Regions from separate parts of the Homo sapiens genome. Here region 2 is linked to region 1. A link is an interaction called in ENCODE POLR2A ChIA-PET data of the cell type or tissue named here. Cell type or tissue: OCI-LY7. All regions are shown on one strand. Region 1 has its middle 220 kb from the start of SP3. Region 2 overlaps SP3 (Sp3 transcription factor).

Region 1 (2,500 bases):
AACAAAGCAAAAACCCAAGAAACAATGGAAACACACCAGGCTGAAGAATCTATACCCTGCCTTTGGGGCTTCTGCAGGTCAGTGTTCTCACAGTTGAACTGAAAAAATGAAAATACCTACTAGCTCTTTTCCTTGCCAGAAAATGGATGGTTGCCATTGTCTGGTGTCCACTCAAAGAAAGTCCACCTTGCTGTTCATAGAGATGAGACCAAAAGGCTGTGTGCAAACTTAACCTTTGTTGAATAAATCATATTTAAATACGCCAAGAGAACTAGATACTGTATTTAAAAGTATCCTCTGCTGGAACACTCAAAGCTTGCTTAATACATATTTCTATATGAATGTAGACTGAAGATATCAAATTATCCCCAAGCAAAAACAAGAAATTTGAATCCTAAATCATATATCTGAGAACATGCTCCCTGTAAATCCTGGCTCTGTCTAATTTGCTTATGAAAGGGTAAGCAGTGGGTCAAATGTCCAAGTTTGGTAACTTCCATAATCACCAACACTGGGCTCATGTTGCCTCTATGGGTGTCATTCCCAGTATTCAATAATTTGAGTATCCTTCTAATGAAGAGACAGAAGCCACTGAGAAGTCACTCTAGGTTACGGGCAATTTCCAAATGATGGTCAGGAGGCTGCCGCATCGGCTGGGCATACCCACACTGAGCAGCACCGCTGTTCACATGAAGTGGAAGAAAACTGCGTGAGATTGAGCCAGGAGGCTCATGCCCAGATGTTCACCCTGCAAGATGGGACTTCTGAGGATGGTTATATTCTTGGGCAATTCCACTGACAGCGCCTCCTCTTTACCCACCCTCGGGTTACTCCCACCTGACATCTGCCTCCGTCCCTCTACTCACTGCCTCAGGAAGGCAGTGCCCCCTTTGGAGCACCGTCTCCTCCCTTCTCTCTGCAACATAGCTATAAGAGCCCTTCATCCTCACCTCCAAGATTTTCACTGCATCTTCATTTTCTGCCTCTATTTTGGCTTAATTTCCAAGAATCTTCTATCAAATCCAGCAGTTCCAACTCACAATAAGGCTTCAAAGCAAGGAACAAAAGTATGGCATATTTTTGATATTCTGTCAGATCTATAACCAGCTCCAGAAGTGTAATGGAATTCTCTAAAATAGATACATTTATTTCATGTTAACATAAAGAAAGTCTTCATGAGTGGTACTGTAGGCTGAACTGCATCCCCCCTAAAATGCGTATGTGGAAGTCCTCACCGCCCCCCATGTGGTGGTTTGGGAGACAGGGCCTTTGAGAGATAATTAGGTTTAGATGAAGATATGAGGGTGAAGCTTTCATGATGGGATTAGTGCCTTTATAAAAAGAGACACCAGAGAGTTCTCTTTCTCTCTGTCTCTCTCTCTCTCTCTCTGCCATGTGATGACACAACAACAAAAATGACACAGCCATTCAAAGCACTAAAAATTATTTAAAAAAATAAAAACAAGCAATGGGAAAACAATGTACAAATCTTCTTAAAATAATTAAACATCTCTCACTCAGGGATTCTTTTCATCTCTGTCTCTCTCTCACACATACTCACAACGCATGCGTGTGCACACACATGAACACACACCACTTCTGTCTGACAGGAAACAAGAAGACAGTGCAGAGGGTATGGTTTGGTCAGTGGGAACCCCGTTAATATAGTCACTTCCAAAACAGGCAAGAAGGCCACCACCCACAAGCTAGAGAGAGGGCCCTCACCAGAACCCAACCGTGTTGGCATCCTGATCTGACTTTCAGCCTCTACGCTGTGTTCTGCTGTGTAAGCCACCAGGTCCATGATTTTTTTTTTCTGGCAGCCTGAGCTGACTAATACAAGTGGCTTTGATGGAATTATCCCTAAAATCCTTTCCAGCTCCAAATTCTTTGAACCTATGTGTAATTCATAAATGTCTTCTTGTGTTGGTGCGGGCGGTAGATGGGTAGGGGTGAGTGAAATTGTTAAAAGTTAGATAATTTTAAAAAATGACATAACGATAACCTATCAAAACTCTCAAAGGTGGCAAAGCCCTGTTCTGAGACTTATCAGATGCAACTTCTACCTTAACTCCTTCAAATATGAGTTCTCACTATTAGAATCTTCTGATTGGCCAAACTTTCGATGCTTTGGTGGCCCCTTACCTAAATGCACACTACTGATAAACCAAACAAACAAACAAAAATACTGCTTCTTGGTAAGGTATAAAATATAAACATAACTTTTCTCAAATCTGTGTAAGTTACAGTTTCAATTAGGTAAGCTATCAAGATTGTCAAGGTTAGTGATGGGCCACTAGAGTCCTGTGTTAGCTTGGATGATAAAACTAGAGTGGGCCAGGCCCGGTGGCTCACACCTGTAATCCCAACATTTTGGAAAGCCAAGGTGGACAGATCACTTGAGGCCAGGAGTTTGAGACCAACCTGGCCAACATGGTGAAACCCCGTCTCTACAAAAAATGCAACAATTAGCCAGGCGTGGTGACACATGACTGCAATC
Region 2 (2,500 bases), 210 kb after region 1:
CAAATATTTAAATCTATATACTAAAATCTACACTAAAGTGTGTCTAAAATCTAACCTTTATCTTCTTAAGGTTATTGCTCACCTGGAGGATCCACTGAAATTTTTTCTGACCAGCATAAAATTTACAGGTATTGAACTTTTATCAAAGAATATAGTAACTCAGACACAAATTAATTTTATGATACTGGCATTTTGTCCCTTTTCCTTTCTTTAAAAAAAACAAAGTCAAATTTACAGCACCTAAAGTGTTTTTTTTTTTTTTTTACAAAATAGTAATAAAGGCAGATATTCAACCATCACTGAACAGCTTTCTAGTCAAGAAATTCCTTGAAAATAAATACAGCTAACGCAAATGACAAATCTGAGTAAATATTGCCCAAGTCATCCCCTCTCCAGAAGCTAGATAAAAATAAACTGTAGTGCCATTTTTCTCAGCAATTCAGGCCATTAATTGAAGGAAAATCTCTAAACCTAGAGCAAAGTGATGTATTCCGAACTTTTCTGAATAAGCCTGAAATGAAAAGCATTATTAAAATACCTGTGAAGCACAACGATGGGGGAAAAAAAAAAAAAGCAACAGGTAATTTAAGGAAAAGAATCAAGCAAGAAAAGGAACTTTTTTAATTTAATAAATTTGCAGTTTTAAAAAAATTTGCTGAATACCCTATTTTCTAAATGGAATGGAAAAAACACATTGAATCAGAAAACTACTAGATGATTTATGCCAAAACTACACTCGACAATATATTACACAAGAAAAAAAAAAAAGCTCAGAACTGAGTTCTAGTTCTGGCTACACTGTGGAATTGTGTGAGTTACAGCAACTCAATTTTCTCATGTCAACAACCGGAAAAACATTACCTTGCAGGGGCATAAGAATCAGAAGAAAAATATTAAATTTTATAAACTATTGAGCACTGTGCAATCCCAAGATCATTGTGAGTGCTAAGATTATGAGAATAGATTTGAAAAACATCCATTAAAATTAGCCTAGCACAATTCCTGGCACTCAGTAAGATCAATATATATTTACTGAATGAAAAGTTATTTTACTTTAAAATCATTGCAAACACAATGACAGAATGGATCAAAACAAATTTTGAGGTATTAAGAGCCTTCTATGAAAAAGTCTAAACCAATTTTAAGCCTATTTATTTCCACAATTCCACAATGAATCAGCTCCAAATATTTCAAAACTACAAAGCCTTGCAAAGCACAATCAAATTTCTTTGTAAAAGAAATTTCATCAGCAATATACCACTAAAAGAGATAAAGTACACTAAATACCAAATGGGAGAGGAATAAATTAGAAAATCATCTGAGACCAAAAAAAAAAAAAAGTTTGAAAAATGTTTGATGTTAGACTACTGGAAACACTACAGAAACAAAAGAATAAAAGGAGATTTAAAAACGTACAACCGTGACAGGGCCGGTGGCTCACGCCTGTAATCCTAGCACTGTGGGAGGCTGAGGCGGGCAGATCACTTGAGGTCAGGAGTTTGAGACCCGTCTGACCAACATGATGAAACCCCGCCTCTACTAAAAAGACAAAAATTAGCCGGGCATGGTGTACATCTGTAGTCCCAGCTACTCTGGGACTCTGGGGCTGTAGTCCCAGCTACTCTGGGGGCTGAGGCGGAAGAATGGCTTGGGCCTGGAAGGCGGAGATTGCAGTGAGCCGAGATTCCGCCACCGCACTCCAGCCTGAGTGACAGGGCGAGACTCAGTCTCAAAAAAATAAAAATAAAAATAAAAAAAATTAAAACAGGCAACCAAGACGAGAACTAGTATTTGGTTTAGAAGCAAGATAATCCTCTACATAACCTATGTCTACGTAAGTTTACAAACCAAATTAAAAATCCACCAGTGTTTCTCTCAGTACCTTTCTTACCGGACAATTAACAAACAAAACCTAGGCAGGTGGATCCTTTGAGTCTAGGAGTTCAAGACCAGCCTAGGCAACATGGCGAAGCCCCATCTCTACAAAAAATACAAAAATTAGCCAGGCGTGGTGGCACGTGCCTGTAGTCTCAGCTACTAGGGAGGCTGAGGTGGGAGGATCAACTGAGCCCCAGTGGTTGAGGCTGCAGTGAGTTGTAATCACACACCTCCATTCCAGCCTGGGAGACAAAGCGAGCCTTTCTCAAAAAACAAACAAAACACCATCTAACATGAATGTTGGCATTAGTACAGTAAAAAGTTGTAACTAAGGCACTCTAAGTCTCTCTACATACAAATATACCGGTGGAAACGGAAAAAGAAAAAATTCACACCACCTATTGCATAGCATTTGGAAATGATTATTAACTTAGTTCCCACGAATGCCTTTACGAAAGCCAGAAATAGGAAAGGAAGGAGTATAACTGGAAACAAGAACAGGTGTGAAGCTGAGGTGGAAACAAATTAAGAACTTAGGCAAATATTCAAGTTTCTTAAAATCTTCAAAGAGCACTAAAAGAACTCAGACTTCAAATAGAATTACCCTACCCAATGAATTAGT

What was found. ChIA-PET counts read pairs that join two places held together with the same protein. Peaks named below come from ENCODE experiments on the same cell type or tissue, not always from the same donor. Only the 100,000 strongest peaks of a DNase experiment are listed, where the experiment ranks them.
Region 2: POLR2A ChIA-PET joins it to region 1 with 24 read pairs; 6 of 35 experiments call an interaction of 5 or more read pairs at or near these places.

Annotation. Positions count from the first base shown.
Region 1 is chr2:173,743,446-173,745,945 of GRCh38, forward strand. No RefSeq gene overlaps it. Among named protein-coding and RNA genes, the nearest start is that of SP3, 220 kb to the right of the region's middle. In OCI-LY7, no CTCF peak of the experiment used is centred here; no DNase peak of the experiment used is centred here.
Region 2 is chr2:173,958,023-173,960,522 of GRCh38, forward strand. All of the region lies in intron 3 of SP3 (Sp3 transcription factor), which reads right to left. Among named protein-coding and RNA genes, the nearest start is that of SP3, 6.1 kb to the right of the region's middle. In OCI-LY7, no CTCF peak of the experiment used is centred here; no DNase peak of the experiment used is centred here; H3K4me3 peaks cover 1,794 bases; H3K27ac peaks cover 640 bases.